Regions from separate parts of the Homo sapiens genome. Here region 1 is linked to region 2. The links are chromatin loops, found by intact Hi-C in ENCODE. Cell type or tissue: PC-3. All regions are shown on one strand. Each heading gives the region's core, and the rest is flanking DNA. Links, peaks and the distances in the headings are about the cores only.

Evidence for each region. Hi-C counts contacts between places; a loop is a spot of excess contacts. Peaks named below come from ENCODE experiments on the same cell type or tissue, not always from the same donor. Only the 100,000 strongest peaks of a DNase experiment are listed, where the experiment ranks them.
Region 1: it touches region 2 in a loop (4-fold over the local background); 3 of 110 quality-filtered maps call a loop at or near these places.

Annotation. Positions count from the first base shown.
Region 1 is chr2:7,007,003-7,017,125 of GRCh38, reverse strand. It overlaps RNF144A (ring finger protein 144A), which reads right to left. Exons shown (of 9, transcript NM_014746.6): 4 at 2,568-2,672; 5 at 2,354-2,414. Among named protein-coding and RNA genes, the nearest start is that of GRASLND, 93 kb to the right of the region's middle. In PC-3, for the core only: CTCF peaks have their summits at 2,566 (motif pointing right) and 4,390 (motif pointing right); DNase peaks (open chromatin) are centred at 3,205, 4,465, 5,205 and 6,515; H3K4me3 peaks cover 886 bases; H3K27ac peaks cover 6,998 bases.
Region 2 is chr2:6,941,203-6,951,325 of GRCh38, reverse strand. The region is part of intron 2 of RNF144A (ring finger protein 144A); the gene reads right to left. Among named protein-coding and RNA genes, the nearest start is that of GRASLND, 28 kb to the right of the region's middle. In PC-3, for the core only: no CTCF peak of the experiment used is centred there; a DNase peak (open chromatin) is centred at 4,425; H3K4me3 peaks cover 246 bases; H3K27ac peaks cover 2,480 bases.

The DNA.
Region 1 (10,123 bases), core at 832-8,831, 66 kb before region 2:
GAGTGTAGCATGAGAGAGGGGTCCACGCAGCAAGAGGCATCCACACCCCCTCGCTCAAGAATCTGTCCCTACCCAGACTCTGGAGTGAGCCAGTTGTGAGGAGGTGTTCAGAATGAAAACTCAGCTTCCTGGCCCCCTTCCCTGGCTTCCTGCTTGCCCCAGAGCTCCAGAAGGGGAAGACATTGACGCTAAAACCAAGGCTGTTATATCAGAGGAGACATTCTAAGACTAAGTGCAGACAGTGTGCGCAACATGACCTAACCATAGAACTTTCTGGTAACTCAATGTTTTCAGAAAATCATTGAACTGTCTCAGTTTTCTTCCAGGGCGTCCTCTACTTGACTAGATTTTAGAGCCATAGAGACAGTCAAAATTTGCTTTCTGATCTTGTCTCCAAACTCTTTCAAGGTGCTGGCTATAATCCATAACTATATTTTAGCTCTGACATTCTAACGTTTTATCTAGACAGGTCTTTTATAGTATGAAGTCTGAATACTTAAAAAAAAAAAAACTTTGAACATAATGTTAGTAAAATGCTTTAAAGGGAGAGGCTTGAGAGATTTTTTTTTTTTAACAGAAGCCAAGTTGGCTTCATGTTTATGCAAAAGGAAAAAAGATTTTCTGACTAAGCCAAAGTACTAAAGAAATAACAGTTAAAATTATTAGGTTGAAAAATGTACCCAGCTGCATTTTTAAATTAAATTCAATGTCATAGAAAGTTCATATTCTTGTAACGCAAACAACAGCCAGTTTCTGTCAAGATTCTCTCTGGAAAATATTCTCAGAAGAGCCTGAAAGTCTCAGAAGTCTAAATTAATCAATTTTATTGCCCTACGTACTGACTTTTGTACCAAATGGCATTATATTAAAGCTATAAACTGCCCCAAAGCAAATGATATACGACACTTTAATAAACACACTCTTGAAAACAAATGTCAATGCCATGAAAAATGCTGTTTGAGTTTTTTTTTAAGTGGGCTACATATTTTTTTCTTTTTCTTTCTTTTTTTTTTTTTTTTTTAGAGACGGGGTCTCAATATGTTGCCCAGGCTGGACTTGAACTCCTGAGTAGTTGAGACTATAGGTACATGCCACTGGGCCCAGCTATCTCTAGCATTTCTTTTAGAAAGCAAAAATATACAAACAACAGGTCTCTGCATGCAGCTAAACTGGGAGTCTCTGGATATTGTCCTCTGGTCTCCTCTGCCGTCCACTCCCCATCCGGCCATGTTTTCATGTAAGCCCACCCTCCAGGGCTGTGTCTCAGTGGTGAGACCCTGCTCAGGTCAAGAACCCGAGAATCAGTGCAGGGAGAGGGAGAGCAGATGCCAGCAATCCAAACTCAGAATCCGCCTGCAAGGTCCACACAATGATGTTCTGCATATGGAGTGTCGCCTGCACACATCTGTCACTCTGCTCTTTACCAGACAAGCCTGGGGCCCAGAATAGATATGAAAACAAAGCCAAAGAGAGTCCACAGACTCTTTACAGTTTCATTGTATGACCCCGGAGTATTTCAGAGAGCAGAGCTAAAGACCTCTCCTGGACATTCCACATGGCTTAATGCTTTGCAATATTATCCTGAGAATCATGTTCTGCTCTGTGTGCACCTGCCACACTGCTCTCCCAGAGGACCCCTGGGTCTGCATCAGGCCTGCTCCAGCCAGAAGGACTATTCAGGGCCCAGTGGAGGGCTCACGATGAAGGGTCATGGGATGTGGTCCCAAAGCACCCACTATATTTAGAAATCAGGGCAAGTCAGTTAGCCTCTCTGGGGATCCGTTTATTAGATAATGACAAATTAGCTTTGCAGAGTTGTTGTGACACTTACTGGGATAAGGGACTTGATTATTCATTCACCACCTACTATCTAGGTCTGTGTCCAGTGGTGAGTAAGCGCAGACAGGACACCTACCATCGGACTGTTGTTAGGACGGGGGTTACTGTAATTTCTGCTATGCCTACCCTCACGACTTCCCTCCATGACTCTGCATCTTTTAACTTCTGGGCCAGTCCAAGAGTTTAGCCCTCAAACTCAGCCTTAAGCTGGCTGAAATATAATACCTCAAGAGAGCCATCAACTTTAAGCCTCCCCCAGGAGCCTCAATCCTTATAAACAAATTGTGTTCCATAAATTCTTCCTGCTACCAAATAGATCACTAGACAAGGTCTTCAAACTGTGAGCTGTTCAGAGAATCCAGAATGTCAGTTTAATTTCAGAAGTTTATTTTACATCAACTTTTTAACTCCTATCAAATGCTGTATAACCATATCTACCAAAAGAACTCCCCACAAAATTATCCACATTCACACATTACAGGAATCATAACCGGCAGATATACCAGGCACCTACCTCTTTCAAATTGTAGCTTTTTATATCTTTGCATAATTTCAGCTGCAACCATGCACTCAATCTAAGGGAAAAAAAAATGCAAACAGGAATGATAACAAGCTGAGGGCTAGAATATAATGCAACGCACACCCAAACAAAACCCACGTTATTCTGACAAGTTCAGCAGTGCACGCCTGTGCACATCAAACAGCCCAGTCTGTTCAATTGCACATGCCTCGTTCTCCTGTAGGTGGCCCTGTTTAGGGCAGGCAGCATCTGGGCAGCTAATTGCGGTTTCTAATCCTTCTTTGATCAAGAGCTCAACATACTGTTTCAGGCACTGAAAGAAAAACAGAGAAGTGTCTATAAACATCTTTACCTCCTTAATGCTGAAGAAACCATGATGCATTAAAAAAAGGACCAGGCACATCATTCCATTACAGTTTAATATTTTCACTGTGTAGTCCACAGCAACCAACACATTTGAGGTTTTGAGGTTTTATTCATTCAACAACTATTTATGGGGTACCCATTCTGTGCCAGGGACTGTATGCTCAATCACAAAGCTAAGGCTATGGGTTAGATCCCGGCACAAAACCTCAGCAAACACAAGAGCCAAGAATTCTAAAAGCAAGATGAAAGGCAGCAAGGGAGGCTGGGAGGTAATATTTCTCAAATGCCTATAAGATGCAGGCACTGCATTAAATATTTTATCTCTCAGTCTTTCACTGAAGCCTTAGAGCATTTTTACAAGAAAGGTATGACTGTTCCATTTTTCATATGTGAAAACTGAGTCAGCAAAGGAGGAAGTTGCCAACTTACACAAATAGTACCCAGAGCCTCGATGTGAACCCAAGCTTGCTCAGACAAAATGCCCATGATCTCCCTGCTGAGAACCCAACTGTATTTGGCATTCCTCACTCAGGGTGCCTCACTTACCAGGCAATTACTCACTACCTACCTTACCTACTTGGGGGCACTGCTTAAAGCCTGAAGTAAGCAAAACAAGAAGAAGTGAAGGACATGAAGTAGAGTTAATATAAAAGATTCTGTGGTCTTCACTCCTGCTTTACAAAGTCTACTAGTCTTAGAAATCTAGTGTTTCCCTGAAAAGCATATTATAAACAGCAATGAGAAGAAACAATACGGCCTTTGCCAGCTAGGCTCACTACCAAGAGAAACTAGATGTAGAGCTTATATAAGAACTCAAAGAGCATAGAAAATGATGTAAAATCCTACAACGGCATCCCCAAATCAACTTTAATCACAGTCCCAGTATATTTAAAGTTCATATTAGCAACAATATATAATATTACAATACCATTATTAAAATATAATAGCAATTAATCAAGAAAAATTAATAAGCTATGTTTGCTGAGCTGACATCTCCCCGCAAAAACGTATAATCCATTTTATTACAAGAATGCATGATTATTACTAATGAATGGGTCTAAATGGAAATTCAACTGCAATTCCTTCTACCTCCATGTTTAGAACAAGCCTATTAATCTCTCTCTACCATCCTTATTTTCCTGATCTGCAATTTAGGGTGGTTTAACCTACCTCACAGTGGAGTTGTAAGAATATTAGGCAAGTGAAAAAGTATAGAAGAATACACAGAGAAGAGTATATGCTTGATATATAAAGAATAATTTGATCTAAACTGGTAATTCTCCCCATCCTAGCAAAATAGAATATTTCATTCATTGAAGACTCCAGATTGCAATTTCTTTAAAAAACAAAAATCAAGGCAATCCTCAGAAAGAGCCACTTCCCAAAGCTTTTCTCAAGAGCTGTAACTTCAAGTACAAATTACAATGTTGGTGGCTCCACACTGAACCCTGTGTTCCAGCCTGTGTTCTTTTGATCTGCCTGGGCTCTGATGATTGCAGTGGCCCTAAACTTAGGTTTTCACAGATCATCTACATTTTACCAACCTATGGTTTATGAAGACATTTCCCAGAGTAGTGAGTATGGACGACCCCAGGCTTGGAGTTCTACGTGAGACTCCAGATGGCAGAATTTTCAGAGATAAATTCATTAAAACCAATGCAAAGACTTCTTTCAGAACAAGGGAGAGGCAGATGATGAGCAAGAGAGGAGTCACACCCAGCCTCCAGCAGGGCTGCAGCCTGGTTCTGGGAACCATCCGCAGACGTGTTAAGTGGCAGTGGCGCTGCGGACTACTAGAGTGGTGAACCATTGTAACAATGAGCAGAACAGTTGGCAGATCAGTGGAACTTTCTGTTTATGATTGGGTGCCACATGACAAGGGAGAAAGATTGTAGGCTTCAGAGCCAGACAGGCTCAACCAATCCTTGTCCCTCAAGTCAGAGTTTGAGCAACAGCTCCCTTGACAATAAAACCAGAATGCCCATCTCCCTGCACTTGACAATAAAACCAGAAGGCCCATCTCCCTGCACTTGACAATAAAACCAGAAGGCCCATCTTCCTGCGCTGTTGTGACAGTAATCTATGAAAGCACCTGGCATAATTCCTGGTAGACAGCACCAGCTAAGTAAATAGTGGCTGTTGTCTCTTTTTTGTCTACTTACGTGATTTGTCTCTTACAGTTATAGGTATTTAAAAATCCCAAAACCTTAGCAACAAGATCATTATTTTACTTTCTATTATGAAGTTTGTCTAAATGGGGTCTCTGGAGGATACTGGAGTGCGTTAAACCAATATACGATGCTGAAGACTCTCAGGATATTGTGCGGATCAGTATATAATGATAAAACATGACGCATCCTAAGAAGCAAAATACAACAATTAAAAGTGGCATGAAGCGTACACCCATATGCAACAAGTAGTGAGTCATGTCTGGGTTTCAAAGCTACCCAAGAGTGAACATCATGTGTCATCAGGATGCAGCTATCTGTACAATCTGCAAAAGGATTATGTTCTGGGAATATCAATTTGTTCACTACATAAAGAGAGATGACGTTCCAAGCGCCTGACCTTGCATCCATCAAAAACAAGCCCAGCTTTCTTCCAGATATAAAGTGGGTCATGACTCACAAGCTATGGTTTTCATTCTAATTGCAAAAAGATGTCTTGAAATGAGCACAAAAATAGGTAAACAGAGAAACTTCTGTAAAATACACAGCCTAAAAGCAGATACTGACACATTTTCCTACTACTGCACTCATTATAGATAGCAGTAGACAAATGCTTTCTAAGTCCTAGATTCTACGTGAATTGCATTACCTATGTTAGCTCAGTAAACATGCACAAAAGTCATATGGCGTGTTACCATGCTCACATGACAGATGAGAAAACCAAGGCTCAGAGACATCAACAACAGCTCAATAGAAGCACTAGGGCTCAAACCCACATGTGGCTGATTCCAAGGCTGGTGAGGTTTTATGTTTGTCTGTTGTACATTTTTTGTATACTTACTCCTCAATTGAAAACTTTTACATGAGCCAGTTTAGAGATATAACATACAACATGAGGACTAACTTTAATACAATTGTATCATATCAGGGATTGTTAGTAAGTGAGTAGACTTTAGGTGCCCATCACCGTAAAAAGCAACTATGTGAGATGATGAATACGCTGAGCTGCTTCACTATATGACCATTTTATTATCTATATGTATCCCATAATACTATGTTATAAACCTCAAATATATACAATAAAATTTATTGTTTTTAAAAGAACACTTTCAAAATCAATCATTCAATACATATTTTCTGTTTACCTCATAAACTTTTTCTGTAGAACAAGGAATTGTATGTACTTTAAAGGGGCATAGTGTCAGTCAACCCCGAGAACCTCTCCTTTGTATGTTCATGTTCATGCTGCTGCAAATGCAATGATCCATTTGCAATGCTGCAAATGCTATTGAGACCCGCACAGCCCAGTGTAGGGGAAAGAGGCATGCACAGATCATCATCACAATGCACTGTGCTCCGTGCTCTCATGGGGCCACTTCAAGGGGGCAGGGAGGCTCTAATGGGCCACTACAGGGGTAGAGAGGAGGGGTCCCACCTGGGTGGGATCAGGGAAGGCTTCCCAGAGATGAAAAGTTGGCCAGAGGGTCAAAGGCATTGCAGGAAAAAAGGCATCAGCCACACAGAGGGAAGAAAGGGGGGTAAGCCACAGAATGTTCCAGGAATTTCATTTTCCACTTTGGTTTCCAACTCTTTGAAACCTGATGACGAGACAGCACTGCTGATTTGCTAATATACCTCCGGTGCGTCAGAAGTTTCCTGCCAAGGAGAAGTGGCCACAGAGAAATATCTGCCTCGCCTAAAACTACAGCGAGTCTGATTTTTGTCTGCTTTTTCACACGAAGGCCTGCTGGCTACTGATGATCCTAAAAGCAGGAGAAAATGCCCAGAAACTGTGCTCAAAGGTGCTTATCTGGGATCCACGATTTATTAACACAAACATTACACGCAGGCAGGTCCAAATTGAAGCAGCAAAAGCCCCATGAACAGTGGTTGGGAGCAAAGACCCTGGAATCACACACAAGGCTGCCTTGAAATTGTAGCTCACCCACTTAGCAGACATGTGGCTCTAGCATGGACCTTTCTCTCCCAGTGCCTCCACTTCCTAATACTGTGGGATAAGCTTGGCAGATAGAGGGACAATCACTCCACAGCTCCAGTACCCCGGAGACAGCGGTGCTCCGGAATATTGCTTACACGCTCCGCAAGGGTTTCTCTCAGCCTTTCTAGAGCCATCAATAATCCATGGTCTGTTTATGTTTCTCCTCTAGTAGATGGTGAATTCTTTGAAAACAAGAACTATTAATTATTTATCTTTCTATTCCCCATACCTAACAGAGTGCTGGCAAATAGCAAGGGATGAATCAAAGCCTTGCAGATAGAGGGTGAATGGAAGGACACAAAGATGAGTAGAACACACACAGAGTAGCCAGACACCTGGCAACAGGCATTCCTCTGAGCCCCAGCAGGAGGGCTGGAGCCCTGAGACAGAGGTGTGCTAGCTACACACCACCACCGCAGGGCCATACAAGCCGGGTCCTCAGCACAGGCTGGAGGGCTGTGGTTAAGGAGGCTGGAGGCACGACCTCCTGCACAGCCTTCCCTTCTGAGGACAGCCTCATGGGAATCCCCCTGGCAACTCTCACTGGATGGCCCTGGGAACCTGCAGCAAACTGCCCAGCAAGCTGCACAGTACATGTTCTGGCAAGGATCACTTTCCTCAAGGATGTAGGACTGTGACTTCACTCACAAGCTGAAGAGTTCAAATTATAAAGTTTGTTTTTATAAGGTTCTTGAAAAAAAAAAAGCCCCAGACTTTATGCGTAAAATAAACGCTCCCATCTATATGAGTTCTTGCTTCTGTCGAGCCTTTAGACCCGCCGCCTCCTGTGCTCTCACCACAGCCTTGGGTGGTGTGCAGGAGGCAGGCAGGCTCACAGTCAGCTGCTTCAGGTCATGATCGGCGTGCTGCTCCCCTGCATTACCTTTTTCCTAAGCTATCTAAGACTAAGTCCCTTCAGCTACAGAACAAGATGATCCTGCTTTGCAGGTGGCATCCTTGCTGGAAGGGTGGATTTTGCCCTATATAAAGTAAGGCCCCGGCAAATACTAGTTCTTCTTACCCCTTCAGTATCCTCCACCTACTTAACCTCATTCTACCTATGCACAATTTCCATCATCAGAGTCTTCCAGCCCGCATGCTGTGTATGGGTCTCCTGTCACCCATGTGGAGGGTGAGTGCACACCTCATCTCCTGCAGTGTAGATAAGGCCAGGGGTAATGCCTCTGTGGCCCTATGCGGCCCTCACACGGTGGCTGGTGACTGTAGATGCTCAGTGAAGATGTGGACGGAATGATTTTGTGTTAAACACTCTCTTTCAAGAACTCCAGGTGGGAAGTTAGCAGTAGCAAGCCTGTCACTTATCTGGGATTCTCAAGTCCATTCAGCAGCTAGCACTGAGCACCTGCTTTTGTGGGGTGGCATGCAGGGACCTGGGGTGGAGGCCAGGAGGATGCCCAGAGCCCCGGCTCCCTGGCCATTCAGAGGTCTCAGGAGCAAGGCACGACAGCAGGACTGGATGCGGAGGCTGTTTATTCCATCTCCTTATACGAGGAAGAGACCGCCCCTTCCAGTGTTGAGTTTGTCCAAGACAAACAGCAGTCAGGAGAAAGGGAAGCAGGCTCCACCAGAAGGGGTGTGCTCAGGAACAGCATCTGGCCCGGGGGGACAGGGAAGCATGGGGTGCAGTAGGCCAGGAGGCAGCAGCAGTGCTGAGTGGAGCGGCAGGGCTCACTCCTGCAGGCAGTGGAGAGTGCACCGTGTCGGGAGGGGGCCTGTGTCATCCACGGCTGCTTTATAAGAACCCACTCGGGGCAGGAAGGCCAGTGTGACCGGTCAGGCCTGCGGTTCTTAATCAGGGCACTGTGTCAGCAGAGCTTCAGGGAAGTGTTTGTGAGGGGACAGCTGGAGGGTAAGGGACTGGGCACAACCTGCAGCCGGGCCTGCAGCTACACTGCGGTCTACAAAAGCCACCAGAAGCTGGACGTTCCCGAGGAGGCCTGCACATGTGACCACGCACCCGCTGCCAAAAAGGAGGAAGGCCGCTCTTTGTTCTCACAGTTGCCTGTCCTGAGGTCTGGGCGGCAGCCAAAGAGGCAGTGATAGGCTCTGAAGACTGAGCCCGGGAAGCCAGAGACAGGGTGAGATGGGGGTGACAGCCAGGAAGATCTGGCTCTCTAGGGACGCCACTGGGCTTTTCCTCCCCCTCGCCAACCACAAGGGGAAGACACTGACGTGGAGACTGTGCTTTCCACTATACCACAGGGACTAGTGAACTGTCCAGCTGCCTTCCCCTCACCTCTGGAGGCAGTGCTGGGCTGGTGGAGAGGGAAGACTTCTGAGAGAATGCATGTTCCTTCCTTAGCAAGGAGCTCGCTCCTGCAGCCTCAGCTTCCAAACAAGCTGCAAGAGAAGCGGTGGTGTGGGCAGCGCGGCCCGTTTGTTCTATCTGTTCAATATGAAAACCCGGATTCACAGAGGAGCAAAAATGCATATTTCACCCAGCCACGGCTTCATCACGAAGACCTCCCAGGGGAACGGAACAGAGGCAGTGTGGTAGCAGGGTGTGCACACAGACAGCACCAACATCAGAGGCAGGAACAGGCAGGGACTCGGCCTGTCACTTCAACAAATATATATGCACTCCACACCAAGGCTGTGACATTGGGTGAAAGGCATATTGTGGCTTGGCAAGTGTACTATGTTGAGGGTGGTTAAAAGCTGAGGCAGGATGATCCCTGGGTCAGACTCTTAATGGAGGTGAAATGAGTGTGTCTGTGAAATCGAGTGTGTGCGAATTTAAGACCTGGACAGAAGGGGACACATGCACAGACGCGCTTGAGAGGCTGAGTGTGAGACAATGTGAGTAGGCGTGCAAATACTCAGAATGTCTAACAGCAGAGGGTTAAGTTGTAATCGTGTGACACTTTCTTAATTCAGCCTCTGTTGGGAAGATCTGAATTTTCCAGACAACTGAAGATCATTCTATCCCATCATGAAACCAAAAGTTTTATTTGTTTGCTCTTTACCCATTGTATAAGAAAGGGCTGGGGAGACTGATAGGGATCCTGCTGACATTGGGGCAGGGTTGAGGACGCTACCTGCTGTCGGTCCTAGACAGGCCTCCTGGAAGAAAGCACTGAGGAGGGTTTTGGGGTGAAGAGTCAAGTCCACAAAATGGGGAGAGGAAGTAGATCCCAAGGATCCTTGCCAGGTGGGAAGGGGCAGGGTTCTGAGGGGGTGGGAAGGCACTCTCTGACCTTAACTAGGGCA
Region 2 (10,123 bases), core at 1,283-9,282:
TGGGCAACCTAACCAAGTTAATAAAGGAGACAGAGAAAAAAAAAAAAACATGAATACATGGAAACATGACACATAACAGAGTGTGCATTTCAGATAAATAGAGACAAAGGGCCATTCAATAAATGTTACTACGTATTATTTTTCCTTATGAATAAAAACCACATTGGATTCCTCCATCACACACAAAAGTTAATTCTAAATACTTTTAAAACTATTAAATATAAGAGAGTGACTTATGACCTCAGAATACAGAAGAATATATTAAATATAAGGCCCTAATTATAAATGGGCAAGGCTGATATAGTCAGCATGTTAAAATCAAGAACTTCTAGTCATTAAAAAGATAACTTACAGAAAGTGAAAATGGATGACACAAACTGGGAGGTAATATTTTTAACACTTGAAACAAACAACAGTCTTCAGAATACAGGAAAATGAGTTCAAATCAATAAGAAAAATACAATCCAATAAAAAAACTAGACCAAAAATACGAGCAGTCATTTTACAGTGGACAAAACAGATGGTGATTAAACATGGGGAAAGTAGCTCAATATTACTGGTAGCTTAAATTCATCTTACCATTAATTTGGCAAAAATTAAGACACCTAATGCCAAGTGTTAGGATAAGAAAGGCATAAATTTTAAAGGAAACTCTTATTCACTGCTGATGGCAATGTGAATTAGTATGATCACACTTCAGAAATCATTACAACATTTTCTTGCAAACTTAATCATTAATTAGCTTTTATTTTTCAGGCCCAGCTGTGCTCTTCCTTGGTATATAATCAAGAAAAAAATTGCACTTATGGACCAGGTATTTAGGAACCAAGAATACTAACAGCAGACTGTTTTGTGACAGTAAAGATTGAAAATAACCCAAACATCCAATGGCAGGAGAATGCATGAAGAAATCGACGCCAACATTATCAAATATTACACAACATGAAATGAATAAATGCAGTTACACAAAACAACGCGGTTAAATCTTAGAGAACACTGAGTGAGCAAGTCTACCTATAACACAATATCATTGTTAATGAGTAAAAGGATATAAGGTTTAGCAATAAAGAACGCTTAAAATAGCAAGGAAAGATTAGTAGGTAGCTCAGGGGAAAGGTGGGATGCCAGGGCAGCAATATATGGGAGCACCATTCACATCAACGATGCTCTCGTTTGAAAGGCAGGTTCAGGATATTTGCTAATTATGCTTCAAAACTGACATAATGAAGTTTTTCATGTGTCAAATTCTACTGAATACAGCTCTTTAAACGCACTGCTTAAAACAGTAATATGGCAGAATCCTGTTCTGACTAAAAAGCGGGTATCTTTTTATGCCTCCTAAATTTTCTAGAGGGGTAAATAAAAAAATAATAATAATAATAATGGTGATGATGATAGTGGTTTTCTCTGGGAAAGAAGGTACAGAATTTAAATTTTTACTTAATACACTCTCTGTAGTTTAATAATTTTACTGTGTATGTATATTTATTTTTAAAATAAATTATCCATAATTCCTTAAGTAATTCCTTAGAGAACTTTTAGAACTCAAATACAAAAGTTAAGATTAAGAGCAAAGACAGATCCTGAATGAATTCCGAAAATCCAATGTTGATTTGTCAATGAATTGAAAGAACACACAAATAGCCTGGCTGAGTGCAGGTCTCTGAAATGGAAGTTCTGGGTGACGTCCACACCCTCCTCACTCCATGGTCTCTTCGACCAGAGACTCAGCTCGGTGCTAAAGAGGCCTAGACTGCCTCCAGGGCCAGCTCTCAAAGTCTGTGGATTACATGATCCTTTTAATACAGAGGATGTCCTTTAATTCCTGTCCTATGTAAGAACCTTCCTCAGATGATGCACTTTCAATTTATTCTCTATTCTACCAGAAGTTTCTTGATTTCCTTAAAAAAAAAAAAAGAAGGAAAGGAAGGGGAGGGGAGGGGAGGGGAGGGAACTGTGAAATGCCTTCCCCAGGCTAACCCCTTCTTCAAAGATTCTGAAATGTGATTTTTTTTTCCCCATCCTGGAAACATTTATATACAAACCTCCTGTTTGTAGTTAATCCTCACATTCAGTTGACTTACTCACATAGTGAAGAAATGTTTAACAGCAGGCTCTTCATTCTGATTCTTCAAAACCTCAAATTGCGTTTGACTTTTTCTTTCTGGGAAGTGTTGGTGATAATATTACACTCTCTTGGGCTGACTTTAGCCTGCACCAAAGTTTTCAACTAGAATTGGGCAAAGAGGACCCAGAAGAGAAATCAAAAGCACCACGTGGTCACCTCGCATGGCCTACGCTTTCAGGGATGGACAGGCACTCCAGAGCCCACTGGTGCCTCTCCTCTGCCCCCAATGACCTCGTCCACCAATGGACTTCACAGTCATGTTCCTAGTCTCTGCAAAATAATTCATCTGATTTCAATATGTGCTTCCTCCCACAGCTGGACACCATTATTTCTGGTACTCAAGATCTCTTCTGAAGCACATAAAACACCAGCTGATAGCCCTTAAAATGGCTCCTCCAAAACACCAATGTCCAGAAATGATCCACTCCACTCCCACCACGCCCACACCCATCTGGATCCTGGAGGGTCTTGCAATCCTAAATCACTTCCATTTGGAATCAAGATATTTTCCAAGATGTTCTAATCTTCCCTGCTTTCCTGGTGCTAAGAGTCACCTCTTAAGAGTCTCTCCTAAATTTTTATCAGGCAGAAAGGTAATGTGAGATTTGGAAATGGGGCATCCTGGGCTTGTTTCAACTCCACCAATGGCCCGTTGCCTCATCTTGAGGAAGCCTTGTTCAGTCTCAGTTTTCTCAGCTGGATGATGGGAAGCACCACAGCTCACAGGGACATTGTTTAAGCCAGCAAAATAACCATGCAAATGGAAATTCATTTATAAACATGAAAGTGATAAACAAATGATAGCTGTCAGCAGCAACCATGAGGTATTTCATGTGTCCCTAGACCTCTGGGCAGGATCCAAACTTGCGTGGCTCCAGGAGCTTGAGAATAAAAATCAACCTCCTCTAAGGCTGTCTCTTCTCTCTGTGCTGTGACAGAAGACATCCCTCAGCCAGATCTGGATCTCCCAAATTCCTGCAGCCCTGCAGCACCATCAGAGTATTCTCCTCTGAGAGAATAAAACATGTAGACCATCTCCACACCCAGTCTTCCTTGCAGCTGGGAGCAACAGAGCTTGCTGGTATCTTGTTTGTATCTGCTGAGTTTCCACCGTGCAGCATGGCTCCACCAGTTATACACACTGACCTCCTTCCCTCTTCCCTCGGGACCTAGATTGGGCTGCAGGTGGTCATTTTGTGTGCTTTTAGTTCTTAGCCCGTAGCTAACATGTGAGTGGCTAACATCTGAATGTTGATCACACGTTATGAACAGTTTCCCCATCCTTCAATACATCTGATCCTTAGAGCATCTGCCATTCCCATTGTATAATGAACAAATCCAAGAGGGAAGTGGCTTCTCCAGATCACGTGGGCAGGACAGGGCAGAGCCAGGCCTCACCGATTCTCGAGCTCCACCTCTTCCCACAGACCCTCTCATTGGCACTGTGTGGCCTGCAGCAGAGGCTGTCCCTTTTTTTGGCTTAAATACGGCTTAAAATAATTTTTAAAAACTACTCAGGCCCTTTGCATGCCCCCAGTTGCCATCAAAAAAATTCAATAGAACTACAAATCACTGAAAATGATGTAACTTCTGGCATATTGCCTTTTAAAAAATAAGTCAATGTCAGTTTTAAAAGATTTAATTTTTGGCCTATCACTAAATTTTATATATGTAGAAACTTTCTTCTCGGGCACAAATTTTATAGCATTCCTTTATCTCTCTGAACCTATATTACCATTGTTATTCTCCTGACATAATTTTTACTTCATGTAATGTAATATAGGATTCCTTGTCTATATTTTATCAGTGGAAGTATTTTACTGATTTTAAAAATTAAGAAAAGTATTAATTTTTGAAATAGCTTGTTACCATAAGGTTCCAACTATTAAAAATTACTGCAATTGTAATGATTATATAATTAATAAAAACAAGATAAATATAAATTAATGTACATTTCTTAAATCTAAAAAATAAACTATTAAAAACAGAAGAATTTGGATTTTTTCTCTTTAAGTTTGTATATCTATGGATAAATATTACTTATATGTATAATAAGACTCAATTCAAGATCAATTTTGTTCCAACTTTTCACTTTTATAGCTATAATAACTTCAATACTTTGTTCACATACATACACAGATGGACTAGAAGATACATTGTAAAAATGAAACTCAAGTCTTGAACTTCTATATATATGCCAAAAATCACATAGTAATAAAAGAAAAAACTAACTCTGAGTGATCAGCTGACAACTTAATCAGCAGATCTTCCCACAAAAGTAAACCTTTGGGAACCACCAGATATGTAAATAATGTACAACCAAGACATTAGTCATTCAAGTCCAGTTTCTGGGAAACACATCAAGAGACTATACTAAGACTTTATAAATAATTGTACTCATTACTTTTTCACTTAGAGGCACTTTGTTTAAGTCAATATACTCAAGAACGAGCTTGAAAAAAATCTTAATACGTGATTTTATTATTAAAAATGCTTCAATTACATGTTTGTCAATATTATTTGTATATTTAGCTGATTCTAATAACCTAAGAGACAAAGGAGGTTCTCACTGTCAAATCGGTCAGCCCTGTGTTCTACCAGAAGAGGTTTCACCTTATTTTTAAATTCAAAGAAATGTTTTTACATTGACTATATATTTATGTACATACAATTATAGGTATTATATTTATTTATATCATATATATTTAGAGAGAGAAAGAAAAAAGGAAAAATAATTTTTAAAGCACTGAGATAAATTATGAAACACAACTCATAAAACAGATCATTAAAATCAGTAAGGTCAGGTTTAAATCAAGATTGAGGTGACTGAATTATGTTACCCATTTTATAACAAATTATAAAGGCAAGATACTAATGGTGTTCTCATTAATATTTAATAAGGCAGTGTTAAATTGAGCTAAAATTAGAAGTTATTGATGAAGCTGTAAGTCTGAGAGCAGGCACGATATTTCTTTAATGAATGTATATGCATGTGTCTATGAAGTTCTGTTGTTAGGCTTTTGGGAATAATCAAAAGAAACTGTATGTTTAAAATAAGGACAAAAATACATTTGTTTTTGTTAAGCCTCATGACCCAACATTTCCTACTGGGTCTTCTTCCCTTTATCCCAGAAGCATGATATCACTCAATCAACCATCCAGAACCCTTTTGTTTTGAATCACATCACTACCCTTGACACATCTGAATGGTTCTCCCTGCCCAGGAGACAGATTCTACCTCCTCCTGATGGCAAATCTTCAGACTCCAGGCTCCAAGGGGCTCCCCAGCCCTGCTGTTCCAGGGCCCAGGTTCTCCTCATCTCTTTCCTCACAGCAGGCTCAAAACTGCCTTGGTTGTGATAATTCTTCTAACAGTCAGCATCCATTTCTCATTGTCTTAGTTCTACTCTGGCCTGTGCCCCAGTTTTGGGAACTGGAATCCACATCCTCACCTTGTCAACATTACCCAAAAAAAAAAAAAGTCAACAAAAAAACCCACATTCTTACAAACAGAAGTCAGCCTGTGTCTCCTCATTTATCCTGGGAGCCTCAAGCATGGGACCTTGCACATCATGGATGCTCATTAAATGCTGACTTGATCTTTCTAGAGAAATCTATACCGCCCTAGAAAACAGGCACTTGCTGTTCTCTTGCCAGTAGTTGACCGTCTCCCTCCAATTTGGCATGTATAAACACCAGGAAGGCTCAGAGAAGACTGACCCAGCAACAGACTGACTTAACATCATAGCCTAGAGCACAGAATATGGAGGAAAATGGCCCAAAGTCTGAAAAACAGAAGTAAACAAACCCCAGAAAACTGTAACTGAGCTAAATGTGGAAAATGTGGTTATGATTGATTGTAACAATACCATCAGCCGCTGCATCTCAGAAGAGCATCTCTGTTTCCATTTCTAAAAATACTGCTCATTTCTACACATTAGGAACTCTGAAACCAGGAGGAACTAGAGCAAGGTATCGGTCTTTTCGCTTCTAGTTCATGCTTTAAAAATGACCTTTGCCCTAAAGGCCAGCTAGCCAAAAGCAGACCATCAACGAGCCGGCCACACAAAGCTGCAGTTTCCCAAACGTGGCCGGTCCAAAGGCTGAGTGATGGCCAAGGCCAAGTTTTTAACCAACAATTTCTTTTCTTTTTAAACTACTGATATTTCCTACTTGGGAAAAACAAAACAAAACAGAACAAAAACCTGTATTTCAAAATTAGCTACTTCAATCATTGAAGGCTGGATTGAGGCTGCTTTATAGTCCATGAAAACCACCTCTCTTTATAAATTCTAAACATTTAAAAAATCTTTGCTCGTGCTGGAATGTCATTTTCTAGTATTTTGGCCACTTCACCATGACTCTTTTGTGAATATGAAGCCATTTCACAGTTCTTGGAATTTGTTTGAGACAGATTCCCAAACACAGCGTCCTGGGAGGTGGGCGTGGCCAACAGAGAGAACACAAAATTCTACTTGGCCTCGTGATGTGTTTTCTCCAGGGTTCTTTAATGTCTCCCTCACACCTGAGGAGACCCTATCTCGGGGCCAGCAAAAGCACTGCAGGGAAAGATGCAATAATCCTAATATGTTAAAGTTAAGATTAAAAAATAAACATAAAATTAGAATGCACTTATCTTCCAAGGAATGGAAGAGAAAGCGGGAGGGGTAACTTCAAATGGCAACTTTCACAGTGGCCACATCTGGGCCACAGTGCCCCAGCCAGGAAATGCAACCGTGACACCTTAGCAATGCCTTCCCAGTATCACCAAAGGGGTAAGTAGGCAATCGGGTAAGTGGAGGGGAAGATCTCTCCAGCAGCCCTTTTAAAGTACGGACCATGAAAACGTGAGACAGGATGACTGAGAAGCCGAGCCTTTGGGAGGAACACTGGAACTTGCAGCACCCGCAGACACCCCACATTCCGGGTTCCTCACACCACCTCAGATCACTGCCTGTGCCACTGCAGGTCCTTTCTCCATCACCCCAGGCCCATAGTGCCCGGCCTCCTCCCGCATCTCCAATGGCTCCTCCTCTGCTCCTTCCTCCCTCAGACCCGCTGTCCTCTCTCCTCACTTCCCTGTCTCAGTGCCCTCTGAGATTAGGATCCTCTCTCCCTGGCACACAATACCAATTCCAGCCATTCTTTCACTGTGTCCCTCTCAGCTTGGCCAAAAGATCACTCAATCCTTGACCTCCTGCACACTTCAACTCCCCATCAGGGCTGTCTAGAGAAGCATGCAGTCACCCAGAGTGGCTCTTTCAGTCTGGAGCCAGAGCTTCGAGTGGGCTGTGAATGCTTCAGGTGACCGCTCTGCACCTCCATCTCTCTAGAGGACTTTCTGCTGCCTCCTGGTCTCTGCAAACTTCCAATCCCTCTCCATGTAGCATGCTCAGATGCTGGCTTTGACTCCCATTTCACAAAGAAAGGTCGGTAATCAGAAGAGAACTGCAGAGCCTCCTCCTCCGAGCACCACCCACGCATGTATCTGTCATTTGGTCCATCCCCACTGGTAACTATCCGTGTTCCTCCTAAAGCCAGTAACTCCACTTTTCCACAAACCCATCTCTCTCTCCTACTCAAGAAGTGTTTTCAGCAGCCCTCCATCCCACACAATCAATATTTCACTCTCTACAGAATCACTCCCATCAGCATCTAAACATGCTGATAATGCTTCCAACTGAAAAATAATTCTCCTAAGCTTATTTACCCCACCAGATACCACCTCAAACTCTGCTCCCTTTTGCCGCAAAGCTCAACTGAGTTGTCTACAATCCCTGTCTCCACTTCCTCCCCTGCATTCTTCTCTCCAATCCAGCTTGTGTGGCCACAGCCACTGGACCACTGGTCCTGGCACTGATCCGAGCCTCCATTCTCAGTCCTCTCCATGCTCCTGGTTCCCCCGCTTCCTCCCTGGTTGTTCCCTCTTGTTCTCCTTTGCTGGCTTGTCCTCTTCTGCTCCTCATGAAGCTAGAATGCCCCAGGGCCCAGTCCTTACAACTCCTCTCTTCTTTCACTGGGGATCTCATCTGATCTTATTCCTTGAAATACCAAACAGAGGCCAAAGACTCCTATCACATCTCCAGCACATACCGCCCTCTTAAACGATCAGATCTGGATAGGACCACCCACTCGGTGTCTCCATGTGGGTGGCTTATAATCTTCTCACACTCAGCAAGTTCAAAACTGAACTTTGAATCTCTTTTTCAAATTGAGATGGAGTCTCGCTTTTGTCACCCAGGCTGGAGTGCAATGCCACGAACTCAGCTCACTGCGACCTCCGCCTCCCAGGTTCAAGCAATTCTCCTGACTCAGCCTCCCGAGTAGCTGGAATTACAGGCACCTGCCACAACTCTCAGCTGATTTTTATATTTTTAGTAGAGATGGGGTTTTGCCATGTTGGCCAGGCTGGTCTCAAACTCCTGACCTCAGGTGATCCACCCATCTTGGCCTCCCAAAGTGCTGGGATTACAGGCGTGAGCCACCGCACCCGGCCTCTGAATCCCTTTTTGCACCCAAACCTTCTCTGGCTGCAACCTACTCCATCTCCACTGGTGACAATTCCACCTAGTTACTCAAACTAAAGTGCCTGGAGTCATTACAGACTTTCCCCTTTTCCTCATATTCACAACCACTCTGGAAGGACATGGTAAGGGCTCTCTCTTCAGACTATCCAGAATGTGGCCACTTTTCCCTGCTGCTGCTGCTACTGCTATCTGCAGAGTGTGCCCCACTTTCTCTTGTCTGGATTACTAAAGTAAAATTCTCCAATGACCTCTGAGATGGTCTCCTGGGTTTTACTCTTGTCCTCCGCCCTCTCCAACGTCCTCTGAGATGGTCTCCTGGATTTTACACCCTTGTCCTCCACCCTCTGCAACGTCCTCTGAGATGGTATCCTGGACTCTAGCCTTGTCCTCCGCCCTTTCTAACGTCCTCTGAGATGGTCTCCTGGATTCTAGCCTTGTCCTCTACCCTCTGCAGTGTCCTCTGAGATGGTCTCCTGAACTCTACCCTTATCCTTCACTCTCTCCAATGTCCTCTGAGATGGTCTCCTGGACTGTAGCCTTGTCCTCTGCCATCTGCAATATCCTCCAAGATGGTCTCCCGGATTCTACCCTTTCCTCCACCTTCTACAGTTTATTCTCAATGTAGAGGCCAGAGTAAGCCATTTAAAATGAAATAGACCCTGCTTCTCTGCTTAAAACCCTACACTGATATCCCATCATGAACCTAGAATTCCCCCACAGCCTGCAATGGCAGGCACAGCCAGGTCCCACTATGCCCTGCCCAGTCCCAGCTCACAGCTCTGTGCTGAGTCCTTCCAGCCAGGCTGGCCTGGGTGCTCCTCCAGCTGTCCGTATGCTGCAGCCACCAGCCCTTCTGTCTACAGCGCTCTTGCCCAGATGCTAAGTGGCTAGTTACTGCGCCTCCTTAAAGTGCATGTTCAATTTCACCTTTAGAGACCTCCCTGACCACTCCACTTAAAACTGCAACCTGCCCCGTCGTACTAGACATGGTCTACTTTTTCTTTTCTCTACAATATCTAGGCCTTGTTGCATAGTATATAATTTGCTTCCGGCTACTGTCAAATGAGAATTGTCTGTCTCTTCCTGACTGTCCCTACCCCCATCCTCCACTTGTATTCCTCACAAACACAGAATCTTCGTGAGAGCAGGCACTGGTGCTGCCTCACTGAGTTCTGAGTTAGAGCTGTGCCTGGCACACGCAGGAGCTCAATCCACGTGTTCTCTAGTGAATCAGGGAGATCTAAAACAGGAGACTCCAAGGATTGTTAAAAGCAGCAAATGAATAAACCTGGAAATCTTTCCAAAGTATAAACAACTATGATGGCATAAAATAATGTGTTGAACACTATCTTAAAATTCATTCCGGGGAAACCTACTAGAAAATTGCCTTTATGGTATGGCTTAACAGGTATAGAAAAATCCACCCAGGCAGGCCTACTATCTTTTCCAACAATGGCCTGAGATTCCA